Regions from separate parts of the Mus musculus genome. Here region 2 is linked to region 1. A link is a loop called in an ENCODE intact Hi-C map of the cell type or tissue named here. Cell type or tissue: gastrocnemius. All regions are shown on one strand.

Region 1 (8,000 bases):
GGTTGGTTCCTTTCCCTTATGCTTAGACAAGACCTTGAAAACAACCATATTGGACGCCTCAGAGAACCTGGATCATCTCACTTGAGCACACATTAAATGCCAACTGCTTACACTGTTCCTTGCTCTAAAAGGCCTGTAAGCCATGGTAGGCACCACACTATCTCAAGGCCCAGTCGAAGCTTTGGATCGAGCACTCAGGGTCCTTGCATCTCAGACTTTTCCCAACTATGCTAACCTAAATACAGAGAAACACAAGCACAGAGAGGTTGAAGAACTACCTGGAGTCACACCGCACGGTAAAAGCTATCTTACAATTAGAACCTGGGTCGACAGTTGAGGCACCATCTCTCTTGGCCTCTGTGCCTTGCAAAGGAGGACCTGGGCCGAGGAGAAGCATGCCTTCTTGGCTGTAGACCTGCCACCCACTCGTCAGTCTGGGCCATGAGTATTTGCATCTGCGCCAACATTTCCGCTGAGTGTCCAGAACAGACTGCTTCATTCTTCCCAAATTCATCGCTTTGCAAGGCCCGAGTCCCAAGTTCAAATACCGGCGTCCACAGCTAGACCCTGCGCCCCAAGCCGTCCCTACCTTTTGGAACGCTGTAGCAGCGCACCCTTGGCCAGGCGGCTGCGGTGCCCCGGGGCCGCGACCGCGGTCCAGTAGCTGGGGTCGGACATGCTGCCGCCCTCCGTCTGCCCGGGCCTCGGCCAGATCGGCCGGATTCGGCCTGAGCCCCGTAGAGCGGCCCAGTGGCCGCGGGCAACAAGGAGCGCGCGCGGTAGCAAGGAGGAAGCCCGGCTGGGAGCCCCGCCCAGTCACGGGGCGGAGCCTGAGGGGGCGTGGCGTCGTGATGGAGGAGGAAGGGGGGCGAGGCGTTGCTACAGTGCTAGGCGGGGCGTTGCTAGGGTCCCCAACTAAGGAGCTTTTGTTGCTACAGCTCTGCCGGAAGCGCTGGGATGGAGCGCAGTTAGAACCCGCCTGTCGGTGCCCAGCATTGCCAGGGCCTTGAGGGACAGCGCGGGGCGTTGCTAGGGCCCCGAGCAGATCGGCGCGGCGTAGTGGACGTTGCTAGGGCTCTGGGACTAACGTGAGCGTTGCTAGGCCCCCTAGCAGCACAGGCAGGGGTTTGCTAGGGTTCTGAGCATAGGGGGCGGGGTTACCTGGCCGTTGCTAGGGCTCTAGGTAGCAAGGGCGGGGCGTTGCTATGGACCTCAGCAACACAGGCAGGTTGTTGCTAGAGCTCTAAGCACCAGGAGAGGCACCCTGACAGGAGAGCGAGGCGTTGCTATGGACCTCAGCAGCCCAGGCAGGGCTTTGCTATGGTTCTGAGCATTGGGGGGGCGGGGCTACCTGGCCGTTGCTAGGGCACTGCGCGGTGAGGGCGGGGCGTCGCTAGGGCCACAACAAGCAGGTGGGGCGTTGCTAGGGCCTGGACGGCGGAGTAGAGCTTTGGCGGTGCTAGTAGTGCAGGCTGTGACGGGTCTGCCCTCTGACTTGGAGGTGTTAGCCCTGCCTGGCTCTTCCCCTTTCCTTCCCATCTGTATGATGTCTGCGATGAACGCAGTGTGCATGGCCACGAAAGCCATTACCAAAGGCGATAAGTCATATATACTACAAACCAAAGGAATATGTCCTTTTCCCCCAGGTCCTAGGTAGCCAGTGGTCATTCTGACAGCACCCGACTCCCTGGACTTTTAGACACCGGATCAGAGCCTTGCTCGGATTTGAAGCTCAGATCCTATATTTGGTGCAAGAAGATAGCTGGGGAAACTGAGGCACATGCACCCAGGTTTTCCCCAACTCATCCTTGTCAAGTCACTCTGAGACTCTGCCACGTCTCCTCCAGGCTCTTTGCCACGTCAGGCGTTTCCCATGCTGCTGGCTGCAGCACAAACCCATATCCAGTCATTTATTCACTTGATAAACATTTATTGAACACTTACAGTTTACCTGCCTCTGGGACATCTAGGGGTGACTTCAAGGTAGTCCTTGATCTCAGATAAGGAGACAGATGAAGAATGTCAAAGAGTAACTTCAAAGAAAGAGGGATATAGCTGTGCTGGCAGAATGCTTGCCTGGCATGGAGGGCTCCATCCCAGCCCTCACCACACTTTTGGAGGTGGTAACACACACCTGTTGTCACAGGACTTGAGGGGTACAGGTAGGAACTTAAGGCCAGCCTGGACGATATTTCTTTCTCAAGAAATAGCAAAGAAGGCAAGCAGACAGGCAACATAATAATTTTGACCATGAGAAAGAAGAGAATCAGTGGGCATGGGGAAAGAGTGTCACAGATGGGGAGGAGGGTGCTCGCTGAGCTAACCACACAGCTGCAATAAGGATTGGAGCTCACTGAAAATGCAACAGGGAGCCATGGATGGTGTTAGAGCGCCTCCATGTCTGTCCTGGAAAGCAAAGAAAGACCTTTGAGAAGCTGGGATAGAGGGTTAAGCCTCTAGTGAGGAGCTGGTGGCATGAGGGGACAAAAGCTGAAGACTACATCATGGAAAGACCTGGAGAAAGGGAGTGGCTAGAGCCCAAGTTCTGAGTCACAAGGACAGGCCCTGAAGTGGCCACATGTGACCAAGAGGATCATGATCACCTTGTGTCAGGTCTGAGCACTGAGCTCAAAGCCTCCTGACTGTGGACACAAATGGTGATGGAGCCCTGGGCTTCATACACCTCCAGGAAGAGCCACCCACCACTGTTGTGCCTGGGAACACACCTCCACGACACACCTGATACACAGCTGTTTCCTTATCCCCAGCCACAGACTAATGCCTTAGCAGCCCACCTGGCCTGTTTCCCACTCTGAAGAACTGGGCTATGCAACTATCCAGAGTGCCTGCCTGGCAAGGCTGAGCATACAGGGGTCCCTGCTCACAGGTCCTCTGCCGAGGGGTTCTAGATGAAACCCTCTTGGGGCAGAGGCCATAACATCACCTGTGACTTGCTCTGGGGACTTTGCTTTATCTCTCTGCTACTGCTTAAATGGCAAAGCCTTGGGTATGTCTTAATCTGGCCAACCCATCCTGTTACCTCTTCCCACATTCCAAATAGCTGGACCACTGTCCCCAGCCCCCATACCCTGCACACCCCAGGTACATTCCCTCTGAGCCTGGCCTCCAAGGCCCTGGGCAGTCTGTGGCCTGTAGGGTCAAGTCAAGATGGCCTTTGACCCTAAAGGCCAACAGAGCCCCTCTACCTGCTTTCTTTTCTTTTCTCCTTTCTTTCCTTCTTTCTTTCTTTCTTTCTTTCTTTCTTTCTTTCTTTCTTTCTTTCTTTCTTTCTTTCTTTCTTCTTTTTTTGGTTTTTTTGGTTGTTTGTTTTTTTAGGAGACAGGGTTTCTCTGTGTAGCCCTGGCTGTCCTGGAACTCACTTTGTAAACCAGGCTGGCCTCGAACTTAGAAATCTGCCTGCCTCTGCCTTCCAAGTGCTGGGATTAAAGGCGTTGTCACCATCCCGGCCTCTACATGCTTTCTATTCATCAATGTCAGAGCATCAAATAAACATCTGCTGCATACTGGGCCCTGCCCAGAGCATACAGTGTGAGCAGAGAGATTCAGGCCAAGCCTTTTAGGGACTCTCAAGGTTGTAAAGGAAATAAACTCTCAACAATGGCGCAGAAAGGTGTCCTCACTCAGCAGGGTGTGTTCCTTCCACCAACACTGGGATCTGCTTGCACTCCGGAGGATGCACCTTAGAGTGATATGTCAGGGGACAGATGGGGAGAGGCAGGTGGGTCGCACAAGGTTGGGCATCATAAGGATTATGGGACACTCGAGGACCTTTTTTCCAACAGTACAGGGGCTCTTCCATACTGAGGTGTATAAATGGTTGCCAGACAAATCCCATTCACTCTGTTCCAGCACAGGGCAGTAAATGTGAGAGGCTCAAGGCTCTGGGGCTACAGGCAAAGTGGCTCTGCCACCCTCTGGTGGTAACTGTGGCTGCCTGGTAGGCTGGGCTCCAGTCCCCAGCAGTGCCTCCATTTCTTCTAGGTATAAGCTGTTTAGTCACATGCAACCCCAATTTAGGGTCCCTCCCTTTCCTCTCACCTGCCCTCCCCTGGGTTGGAACCAAGAACTTAGAGATGTATCTGACCTCACACTGTCTCCTAGGATGCCCTGGATCTCCTCCACCCACTCCTGAGGAAATGTGGCAACAGCAGTGCCTACCTCCCACTGGGCAACCCATTCCAGACAGACCAGCTTTCCTCCAGATGTCCTAATCACCACAAGACCTTCTTCCCCTCAAAAGGCTACCTCAGGACCTTTGCACTCAGTGCTAGCTCTCCAGTGCTACCTTCACCTAGCTCTGTCCATGGCTCCAATCCACTTCCCCAAGGGGTTAGCATTTGAACACTGTCACTTGTTTGCTCGCTGGCCACCTCCTCCAGCCAAACGAGAACCCTCGGAGGGAGATGTCTGCCATACTTGTTCACAACTATGGACTTTCTACTTGGCACACTGGTTAGGTGCCTAGTAGGCGTTTGCTGAGGGAATGAAGGTAACCCAATAGAAATTCAGTGTGGACTCCATAGTATATTGTCTTCCCCATTACAAAATCTATGGAATGTGCTAAGCAGCTCATTTATACTAAGGTGTAAATGGCTCCCAGGTAAGTCAAGACTTGACTTTCACATGGGCAAGTCCCTGATACCTGCCCCAGAGTCACAGAGGGTGGTGCTGACTCTAAGTGGGGTGTGGTGGCCAAGCTGGCCTCCAGATTTAGGGGGTCATAACAGGTCTGTCTCTGAGCCTCAGTTCCCTTAGTAGGAAATATGATCAGAGCAGAAATGGCTATTTTCAGTCTGGTGCAGCCTGTTGGGTTTGTGTGTGACCACAGGGAGTTTCTGGTCACTACCCAACAGGGCCCTGGGAATCCAGCACCTGTCTCAAGAAGTCCTTGGACTCAAGTTCTGACCTGGCCTGGGACACCTGTCCAGCTCTAGCCTGAGGCTGGGTGTTCCCGCGGGATGTGAAGCCAAGAAGGGGGTGACACTGAGGCCTGGGGCAGCGAGGGGGTGTGAAAGGCCCGGGTGGAGGGTGCGCGTGCTGGGCGGCGCCACTCACCTCCAGGGTTGCAGGCCCAGCGATGGGCTGCACGGGCTGCACGGGCTGCCGGGGCTCAACAGGCATGGGCTCTGGCTGCTGGGCGACAGACTGCAAGACAGAGGCGAGCGGTGACCCCGCGGCGACCCGGCGTGACCCCCGCGGATTCCCAGGGGTCGTACCGCGGTGCTCGGGCCTCGGTACTCACTCGAGCGTCAGCGCGGGGATCAGTAATTTCTCCCTGCGGGACTTCATGGCGGCGCCGCGGGAACCGACGCCCGGTGGCACCGGGCGCGAGCAGACGCGCTGGGACTATGGACAGAGGGACGCGCGCACCAGCGGCTGGCGGGGGCGGGGACTCAGGGCGGGGCTACGGGTTACGGGGCGTGTCCAGGAGCGGGACAGACGGTGGACCGAGGGGCAGGACTATAGGCAGTACTACAAAGATGCGGGGCTGAACTAAAGGATGATGGGGCGGGACTACAAGGTTCGGGTGGGGCTATGAGGTGTGGGCGGAGTTACAAGGGGAGCTATAGGTGAGGAGCTGAGCTTCTGGAGAGGTCCTGAGTAAGAACGTGGGCGTGGATTCTGGTGTGTAGACCGAGTTATAGAATGAGAGGCGGAGCTATGGGAGGCTTGGGAGAGAGGAGACTCTGAAGAGGGCGGGGCCTAGTACAACAGAGCCCGATGCGGCTGGTGGGGTTGGGCCTCAAAAGTGTACTATGGGCTGGGCGTTTGGAAGCAACTTGCAGGACCCCAGTCGCGCGGGGGTGAGGTGGTGGGCGGGGCCTCTGAGTGTGTGTGTGTGTGTGTGTGTGTGTGTGGACTCTGGCTCTTGGGCCTGTCTGTGGGCGGTACCGCTTAAGAACTGTGGTGGAGGGCAGGGACAGAGGCGGAGCCTCGCGCGGTGGGGCGGGGCTGAGCGCCCAGCTCTGGAGAGCGTGCGCGCTCGGAAAAGAGAGACCTGCGGGCAATCCTGGGGGGCTGCTGTCTGACCCTCTTTGACCAGTTTCCGGAACATTCAGCCGCCCAGCCACGGGCCGGGAGGGAAGAAGGCCTGGGTTCTGTGGCCTGGGATCTCCCACCCGAGATCTCATTGTCGTGTCCCCTCCCATCGTCGCGCCCCTACAGATCTGGTCCCTGAAAGCCCGGGGTCGAGTCACGTACAGCACGGGTGGCAGAGCTAGCAGCTCCTGGAGGACTCTGGCCCCGACTTTGCCCTCGAGGTCGGTGCACTGCGCTCCTCCCGTCCCCGGCCCCTCACAACGCACTAAGGACAAGGTCCAGCCCTGCCCCAGCCGTAGTACACATGATTTTGGGGCGACTGAGACCCTGTTCTCAGAACCTGCGTTTCTTCCTCTACCTCGCCCAGCCCCGCCTTCACTGCCAAAGCAGGTTCCACTCCTGGGCCCCCTGTCTGGAACTGTCCACACATTGACCGTGTTGGAGAGGACCGCCGTCGGACTCCTCCTGCCCTGCCCGCCGTTGGTCCTCTCCAACACCAAACCTCACCTCCTCCAAATGACCCGGGCGCCTGTCTCATTCCATTTAATTTTGCCTGAGCACACACTTTTCACGTTTTGTGTCCCCCCATTAAGAACCGGGGCGCCAGAGGGGTTGAAACATCTCTTTCCCCTGTTTCTCCAACGGGCAGGTGCTCAAAAACTTGTAAGCCTCCGACTGAGACATGCGCGACTTTCAAAGATGGGGCGTCCAAGGTTGTTTGCTCTCTGGAGCGAACAGGAGGTGAACCCCTCCCCCAGTCTTTGTTTATCCATCTGTAAACCCGGGACGCACCGAACAAAATGTTCTTTGAGCTCCAGAGCTCCCCAGATGATGGCAGCATCACAGATTCTGTTGGCCGGCGCCAAAAGGAAGCGAGTCTCTTGTCATGCAAGCCCATTCCAATGTACTTGGGTTAGAAGTTAATATTTCATAATCGCACCCTCCCCCCAGTGCTGAGAATCAATTCTTTCTACACTTATTCATTTAGTATAGGTCTGTCCCTGCACACACCTGGAGGTCTGAAGACAACTTTTGGGGCCGCCAATGCATCCGGAGCATGGCAGCAAATTGCCTTTAGCCACTGAGCCACCTCTGGAGCCTATGGCCTTCGAATCTTTGAACAAGCCATCTACACTGGAGTCACGGCCCCAAATATTGGTTTGTGTTTTGTTTTGTTTTGTTTTGTTTTGTTTTTTGGCAGGATCTTATGTAGTGCAGGCTGGCTTGGAACTGTCAATCGACCTCAGCTCCCTGGGTGCTGCTGGAATCACAGGCAACTATGTTTTGGCTGGACCCCAAGGTGGGAAGTTGTTGGGTTTTGTTTTGTTTATTTGTTTATTTGTTTTTAGATTTATTTATTTATATGTGTCTGAAGACTGTCTTCAGACACACCAGAAGAGAGCATCGGAACCCATTACAGATGGTTGTGAGCCACCATGTGGTTGCTGGGAATTGAACTCAGGACCTCTGGAAGAGCAGCCAGTGCTTTTAACTGCTGAGCCATCTCTCCAGCCCTGAGAAGTGTTCTTTGGGGGGTGAGGGCAAGGAAGGAGATTCTGGGGAAAGGCTCAGTGGTTAAAGCGATTGTTGCTAATGATAAGGAGTTCAGGGTCATGACAGCAGCCCACCTGTAACACCAGCCTTGCAAGGCAGAGACAGAGAATCTCCAGGGGGTTCTGGGATGACATCTCCTGCCTCAATGGATGCACAAATGGAAGGAGAGAAGGCAATGCTGTATTAATCATTGAATCAATTACTCACCCGCGCCCCCGTCGTGGAAGACTCAGCTCCTTCTGAAATGAGACAAAAAGTGTGGGGTCAACCTAGGAAGTGCCCCACCCTCTGCACCCCAACATCAGCTTCCCAAGACCCAGTCAAGACCTGTTCCCTGCTTACACACTGCCTCAGGGTCCTCCTGGTAACTTCAGCCTTCTGTGATG
Region 2 (8,000 bases), 680 kb after region 1:
TCAAGTGACGTGATTCCTGTAACCAGCTGGGAGTTCAAAACCTGCTCCGGGGTTGAGGCTTCCGTGGTTCTTTGGGATTGGGGTTCCCATCTGTGACCTGAGGCAGTGGCCATCCCTCACAGTTGGGCAATGATGAGTCCAGACCCCATATGCCAGCCCGCACCCTGGAGAATAGGTAGTGAACCCCACAGAAGAGTTTCTAGACAGGGAGAGTTGTGCTTTCCAGAGGCCTGTTCCACTTCCTCCCTACCCTCTCCCATCCCAGCCCTTTGGCCATCTTTAATTTACTTAGAATCAGGTTTTCAAAAAGGACACTTTGTGCGCTTTCTAACATATCAGGCATCCTTGAACCCCCCTGTGGTGAGTCTGTGCCTGGCTTCCTTTCATGGGCAGCACCCTGCTTTGTGACCTCATCCCCACCTGCTTAGCCCTTTCCTAGTGGCCACTTCCTCTGGTTCCCAAGTCCCTTCTGTCCCAGGACCTTTGCATCAGCTGCACCTCTGCCTGTGTGGCTTCCCTTGACCTCAAAGGCCCATGGGGGAGTTTACACCTATGTCTTGAGGCCTTATTAGCTCACAGGAGGAGGTTCTGTCTTCCTTTAGAAATGCAGACAGGTACACACTCATGCCTTAACCTGAGGGATCTCTGCTAGCCTTGCGCTCCCCCAGCCCCCATCTTGTTGCTTCCACCTCCCAAGTACTGGGGTGACAGCTGTGGGGGGCATAAGTAGAACAAGACAGTCTTCTGCATGGCTGCCCCAGACTTGCCTGGACCCCACACTAGCCTAGCTTTTGCTACCAAGCCACACATAACACCCTCTAGGCTAATGGACCCAGGTACCTTGGTTCTGGAGCCCCATGTCTATAGCAGTGCTCTGGCCTGGGGGTGTGGGGAGGGAACTTTGAAACCTGCACCCTGGGTGGTCTGGTGTGTTCCTTTTTTGAGCCAGAGCAGCCGATTAAAGGCGGAGAACAGAGACACTGAGGCTGCCTAGCCACGATCCAGGCCTGCAGAGGGGGTGGGCCATTGGCACAGCACCTCTGCATTATTGGAGCATCCCAGGCCTGGGCCTCGGGAATGTCACAGGGAGCAGTACTGGGGGCCTGTGCCCGGCTGTACATTGGTGGATGCCATTGCTCACTGGCAGGCACATGATAGCACACATGGTGACATGTCAGGGCAGGGCACACTAACTGTGGTTCACGTGGTGCCCCTCCCCAGACCCGAGTGATAGTTGGTAAACATCCTGGCTGCCTCCCCAAGTAAAGCAGAATGAAGACAATTACAGGACCCTCTCCAATAGCAGCCAGCTCCTTCTGTGGGTATAAAGTGGGCCACCCCTACCCAGGCCAGGCCTGGGGCTCCCCAGAAGCAGGCCTGGCTGGCCATTCACATGCCTGTAACTTTAGTCCACATTGACTTTTTGAGGCAAGGTGTTGTGACCATGGCCAGGCAGCTCTCAAGCTGACAGACCCTCCAGTCTCTGTTCCCACCCTGAGCTGGGACAGCAGGTGGGTACCATGCCCATCTTCTGAAGTATTCTCTCATTATTGCCCCCCTCCATGTGCATACACACACATACATACACCGTGTCTCTGTGTAGCCCTGGCTGTTGGAATTCCCTCTGTAGACCCACTGGCCTCAAACACTGTCTCCTGAGCACTGGGACTGAAGGCATTTACCACCACTGCCTGGCTTCAGTATTGCTTTGTTGTTGTTTTGAGATAGGGTCTCACTCTGTAGCCCAGGCAGGTTTGGGACTTGTAGTAATCCCCCTGTCTTAGTCTCATGGATGTTGGGATGGCAGGCAGGCAGGCACTGCTGTGCCCAGAGGAAGTATAACTTTAAACAGCTTCTGGGCTAGTGAGATAGAGAGCAGGTAAAGTGTTTACAGTTATGCCTGGTGACAGACAGACCCACCTGGAAGGGGAAAGTGACCTGAATATCTTGTCTTCTGAGCGTGTGCGCACATGCGCGCGCACACATACAAACAGCAACACCCATACACCGTCCCTCACACAAACATACATAGCACCAGATGGGTGTACCCTGGTCTGCACTGGAGGTCTCACAGCCACCCCTGTCTCCAGGCAGACTTTCTGAAAGGCTTGCCCGTCTACAACAAGAGCAACTTCAGCAGGTTCCACGCGGACTCTGTGTGCAAGGCCTCGGTGAGTGTGGGGCTGGGGGTGGCGTCACTGTCCTGAGGATGAGGGTTGCCAGCTAACCCACCGCTCCCCATCCACAGAACCGCCGTCCCTCAGTATACCTGCCGACCCGAGAGTACCCGTCAGAACAGAGTGAGTACTGTAGGGCTTTGCCCTCCGCACAGCTAGGAAGGGCCTGTGGAGGGGTAAGGGGTTATCCTGGGGACAACAGCCCACTGTGCCTAGGAGCAGCAGACACTGGCTCTCCTCAGCCTTGACTGCCCTGCTCTCTCCTGCTGTCTGCATATCAAAACCATAAACCGGGGCTCCACCCCAGCATAGCAGCACATGAAACAGGCAAGATGAGCCCACCTGCTATCCCAGCGCTCTAGATGCTGAGGCAGCAGGATCAGAAGTTTAAATATGAGTTTAGATCTCATGTGAGAGCCAGGTGCCTCAGCTGCAGTCTGTAATGGGAATCAGCAGTCTAGGACCAGCCAGCCTGTGCAGCAAAGAATGAAGGCTCATCAACAAGGCAAAGGTGAGGGCTAGTACCAAGGTTGATCTCTGCCCCCCACACACACAGTCCGAGGCACATGTGTACCCACATGGATGCTCAAAAAGCACGGAAATGGTGAGGGCCATGATTCTGCTTGGCCTGTGGGCAGTGTTGTCCAGGTCCTGTGCTGTGGCGTAGGAGAAAAGGGGCTGGTGGTTTTAACTGTCAAGAAAGAATCTGGAAGCCAGGCTTGGTGGTGCATACCTCTAAGCCCAGCACTAGGGAGGCAGAGGCTGGTGGGTTTCTGTGAGTTTGAGGCCGGCCTGGTTTATAGAGTGAGCTTGAGGACAGCAAGAGTGATACCTGGTCTCAAAAAAATAAACCACATAGTCTGATGTCCAGGAGACGGCTCAGGAGGTATAGATGTCCACCACCAGGCTGATTCAGTCTCCTAGTAGAGGAGAGAGACAGCTCCCCCAGTGTGTACCCCCACCTAGCCCAGCAAGGGCCATCTATGTGCTCAGGGTTAGCACTTATTGCTGCTGCAGCAGCAGGGGACCCAAGTCCAGACCCCAGCATCTTGCTGTGCCTCATGAACACCCTGTATCTCTCTCTCGCTCCAGAGGATACAACGCCCTCTTGTGGCCTCCTGGGACATGCACAACACCCCCCCCCCCAAACACACACACACAAATTTAAAATAATCAAAATCAATTCTTAAAAACAAAATGGATCTTTTTAGGAACCAGGAAAGAGGGCAAGGCTCATGCATAATATAGTTCCCTGCCGTGGGTGAGGCCACGGGTTCTGTCCCCAGTACCCAAACCTCGCTGTTGCCTCGAATTTCTTCCCTGGTGTCTCACCACCTTGGATGGACCCTGGGAGAATACAGAAGCAGACAGGAGGTAACCTCAGCCGAGTGCTAGCCTGTGTCCTGGAGCCTGGGCTCCATCTTTGGTACTGAGGCCATGTTCCAAACAGGCTGTCCTAGCCTCAGAGCCTAATGGGGGTTCTCAGGGCAGTGGAGGCTGAGGCAGAGTTGGAGCTCTGTACTCAGAAGAGAAATGCCAATCTTTAGACATTTCTAAGATAGTAGTGCTGAATTTGAGCTCCATTTCTGGCAAGGCAGGCCAGGAGGCCAAGGTGCAGGTCTTAGACTCACTCTCTCTCTTTGCTTCTCAGTCATTGTGACAGAAAAGACGAACATACTTCTGCGGTACCTGCACCAGCAATGGGATAAAAAGGCAAGGTTCTTTCTGGGGACTGGGGATATTTGAGTGGGAGCCTTGAGGGTTGAGTAGGAGTTCTTTAGGTGACCAGGACAGTGGGTATGTAAGAGACAGGATTCTGCACTGCACAGCCTGGGTCCTGCCCACCTGGTACATGACTGTCACCCCAGCACTCAGGAAGCCGAGAGGCAGGGTTTTGAGTCAGCTTGAAGTACATGAAACCATGAATTTGGTTTTTTTTTGTTTTTGACACAAGTCTCACTGAGCCCAGGATGTCCTCATACTTATTAGAGTGATCCTCCTGCCTCTTGACTTCCAGGTGGTAGTCTATAGACCTATGCCACCACAGCCAATTTAGATATTGTGTAAAAAAACATATCCATCCACCCTGCCTGGGTACCTTGCAGGGTGCCCCCAGGTGGCTGGCTGATGACTCCCTCTAGGCCTTTGAGAAGAGGTCTTTGACAGAGATGCACAACTTTAATCCCAGCACTCCAGATGCTAAAAGGAGGTTCTCTGAGTTTGAGGCTAGCCTGATCTACATAGTTTTGGGACACCAACGCTATGTAGAGACTCTGTCTCAAAAAGGTGGGGGGAAGACCCATGCCACTGGCTGCCCGGATGCTGTCCTCACCCTTAGACTCTCTCCCCTTCCCCCACCTCCAGAATGCTGCCAAGAAGAGAGACCAAGAGCAGGTGGAGGCGGAGGGCGAGAGCTCAGCGCCACCTCGCAAGGTGGCCCGGACCGACAGCCCCGACATGCCGGAGGACACCTAGGTCCTGTGCATCTCCCCTCATCTGTCAGCTCTGTCCACTCCCACCCGCGTGTGTAAGCGCGGCCCGCCTCCTACATCCAGCCCGCGCCCTCCAACCGCATAGGATCCATGTATTTATTTTCCTTGAGTTTTTATTTATGCTGTAACTCGTGTCAAGCATTGGTTAAAGGGACACCAGGCCCAGCCGCGAGGTATCAGTACATGCTTTTTAAAGCACAGTGGTGCCCCCCACCCGGCCACCCACAGCGAGACCTCGCCAGAGTCTAGAGCCCAGGGCGGGCTGGTCCCCCAACACACCGAGCGGCCTTTCGCTCCTTCCTACCCACAGGCCTGGCCGGATTGCAGGTCCTCCGGGTCCTCCTGTGCCCAGGCCTCACTCTGAGCCCGTGCCAGGGCAGGAAAGAGCTGGCTCCTCTGGATCTTTCTTTTACATCATTTATCATGGACTAGCCCGTGCTCCACGTCCACCCCAATAAAAGGACCTTTCCTACTCCACACGGCGTCTTTGCTCCGCAAACTTTGGCCGGAGCCACTGGGACCTGTAGGAACCAACCCCTGCCTGGGGTCCTTGGGGCCAGGTCCCCTGGGAGACTGAGCCCAGGATAGTACCACGGGGCTAACCAACAGCCACCCACCACTGGGTATCATGTGCAAGGCCCGCCAACCTCCAGCACTGGTATCCATCTGGCCACTCGAGAACATTGCAGGGCTGAGGTGGCCACATTATCATTGGGATATGGGGGAACTACCTGGACTGGTAGAGTGGCTGTGCACCCTCAGCTGTAGCATGGTACTCACTGCAAGGATGGGGTTCTGAGGACCCTGCATACTTGTGAAGGCTAACGGTGTCTGTGTTCACTGGGGGCCATTATTATTTGGCTGTGGCCCTACTGACCTGGGCCTGGTATGGCCCTAGTAGCATCTCAGCCTCATGCTGTGACTTGGCAACTGCCGCCGTGCCCTATTAAACCCTGGGATGCCCTGGCCAGAATCCTCCACGGTACCGTTCCTGGAGCTGCTCCCTGTGTCTGCCTCTGAAGGCCTCTCCCCTTTCAGATACAGGCAGAAGTTTCTCCCACTCTCAGGTCTTGGTCTGAATTCCAACTGCCTTCCTATGATTGCCTTTTGCTGTGCTACTACTGTGCATTCTTGGGAGTCACCTGGACCACCCAGGTTCCTGCAGGTGGGCCATATGACCTGAGTCTAGGCTCAGCAGGCTGCTCCCGGTGCAGAACCTCTGTCCTGGGCACCCCTATGAGTGAACCATGTCACATCTGGCTGAGGTGTGGAGTGCCATGTGTATCTGGACCCAGACCAGAGAGGACCTGGACCTCCTAGAGGCCTCATTCTGGGAGAACTAGGGTGCTCAGCCTCCAGCCACGGATCTGGCAAGGCCCCTTCACTGCTCTGACCTCGAGCACTGTTGAAATAGACATTTTATTGCATTTCTGCCGTTTTACAAAAATATGACAAAATAAATTAAAAACAAATAAATAACCGCCCATCCTGTGTATTTTTCTGTATTGTGGGGGGTCTGCTCGAGGCCCCCATCCTGGTCGGGAGAACGGCAGGGGCGCGGCGGGGCTAGTGGCGGGCTGTGGGCCAGCAGGCAGGCTGTGCAGGGGCATCCGCTGGGACATCCGCGGGGACACGGGGCGGGTTGTCGCCGCAGCCCCAGGGCGCGTCCCAGCGCCAACAGCCAGCAGGAGGCGAGGCGGACCCTGCGGAGGGAGAGCGCGGTTCGCAGGGCCCCACGGCGCCCACTGCCCTCGCGACGCGCGCCCCGGTTAAGGCCTGTGACCTGCGTCCTCCGGCCGCGGTTCGGGCTCGGCGGCCGCGGGCTCGTCCCCGGCGCTCCTGTGAGCGCGCGCGCCGCCCCCGGGGGCCCCGTTGGCTGAGGGCTCGCGCGCCGAGAATGCGAACAGCTTCCCGGGCCGCGGCGGGGACGGGCCTCGCTCCGGAGCCTTGAGGAAGCGCAGGCTGAGGAAGGCGGGCAGGCGCGTGTCCGCGGGCGAGCGCGGCGGGGGCGCGCACCCGGTGGGCGCGGGCGGCCGAGTCTGCAACGGGATGATCTGCTTCAGCCGCAGCACAGGTCCGGGTGGCAGCAGCGCTCCGGGCCGTCGGGGCCGCTCGCTGCCCTTGGCCTTGGCAGCGCCCCGCTCCGCCACGGGGTCAGGACCCGGCGCCTCCGCGCGCGCCTCCTCGCGGCCTCCCGTGTCGCGCTCCCGCCGCGCCTGCTGCTCCGCGTGCCGCTGCCGCTCCTCCTCCTCGCGCCGCCGCCGCTGCTGCTGCTGAAAGCGCTGCTGCGCCTGCCGCTCGTGCCGCTGCGTATTGGGGGAGACAGGCGGGCTGAGAGCCGACTACGACCAGGCTCCGAACCCCTGACCAGCCGCCCCACCCCATCCCCCCCCCCCCCCCCCCAGTGCCTGAGGAACTGAGAGAAGACAAGGAAACTCGGGGCTGCTGCTCAGAGAGAAGGGGATGGGGAGGCTATTAGACCTGCTGGGGCTTTCTCAGGAGAATCTACCCACCCCTTTCCCTTTCTTTGTTTTTGAGACAGGGTTTCACGGTGTAGCCCAAATTCTGAATCTTCCAGCCTCACCCTCCCCAGTGCTGGGATCACAGACATGAGCCACCACTCATTATAAATTAACTAAAATTCAGTTTGGAACTGATGAGGACCAGCAGTGGAGCCACAGCCTAGAATCCCGCCCTGAAGGAGTGGGGATGTGACTCAGGTAGACTGACAGCCTAAAATCCTGTCTCCTGGTTGGACACTTTCCTAAGTCTTCCCTAGAAGGTGCAGTTCCTTGGCCCTTCATGCGGTTTGCAGAGGAGTTTGTTAGAGGCGGACTGGCAAGCTGAAGAATGAACATTCTTAAGAGCTTGTGGCGTCAAGAATCAAGACAACACCCACTGCGGTGAGCGCAAGCTACAGTCATCCCTTAGTATCCATAGGGGTTGGGTCCTGGACCCACAAGCATGGATGCTCTGGTCCCTTCTACAGTGGCATCCTGCTTTTCTATACGCTCGCTCACACCCTCCTGGGGGCTGAAGAGATGGCTCAGTGGTTAAGAGGAGCCCGGTTTCCTTGCCAGGACCCACATGGCAGCTCACAGCCATCTGTAACTTCCGTTCCAGGGGATCCGACGCCCTCTACTGGTCTCCAAGGGCACTGTATAAACACAGTGCACATGCACACATGCAAGCAAAAGACGCATCCCGTAAAGTTAAATAAATGCAAACAAGAAAGTCTTGGGATGAGTCGCTGGGAATGCCATATGGGAGCTGCTCTGCGGAGGCACCGTGTCCCGTAGTTGAGGTCCCAGCTAACTGAGAGGCTGCGAAT

Evidence for each region. Peaks named below come from ENCODE experiments on the same cell type or tissue, not always from the same donor. Only the 100,000 strongest peaks of a DNase experiment are listed, where the experiment ranks them.
Region 2: a loop joins it to region 1, with 2.8 times the contacts of the local background. A loop is called at or near these places in 2 of 42 quality-filtered maps.

The regions. Positions count from the first base shown.
Region 1 is chr8:70,791,637-70,799,636 of GRCm38, forward strand. Mast3 (microtubule associated serine/threonine kinase 3) reads right to left here and starts at 797. Exons shown (of 26, transcript NM_199308.2): 1 at 590-797. The coding sequence starts at 678. It overlaps Mir7240 (microRNA 7240), which reads left to right and starts at 6,499; the gene lies at 6,499-6,556. In gastrocnemius, a CTCF peak has its summit at 3,936 (motif pointing left); DNase peaks (open chromatin) are centred at 840, 1,307, 5,446 and 5,862; H3K4me3 peaks cover 3,471 bases; H3K27ac peaks cover 3,078 bases.
Region 2 is chr8:71,469,947-71,477,946 of GRCm38, forward strand. It overlaps Dda1 (DET1 and DDB1 associated 1), which reads left to right. Exons shown (of 5, transcript NM_025600.2): 2 at 2,091-2,171; 3 at 2,249-2,300; 4 at 3,829-3,890; 5 at 4,542-6,151. The coding sequence ends at 4,652. It overlaps Ano8 (anoctamin 8), which reads right to left. Exons shown (of 17, transcript NM_001164679.1): 17 at 6,073-6,975. The coding sequence ends at 6,439. Among named protein-coding and RNA genes, the nearest start is that of Dda1, 4.8 kb to the left of the region's middle. In gastrocnemius, CTCF peaks have their summits at 3,308 (motif pointing left), 6,858 and 7,818 (motif pointing left); DNase peaks (open chromatin) are centred at 4,997, 5,202, 5,609, 6,594 and 1 more place; H3K4me3 peaks cover 2,593 bases; H3K27ac peaks cover 2,287 bases.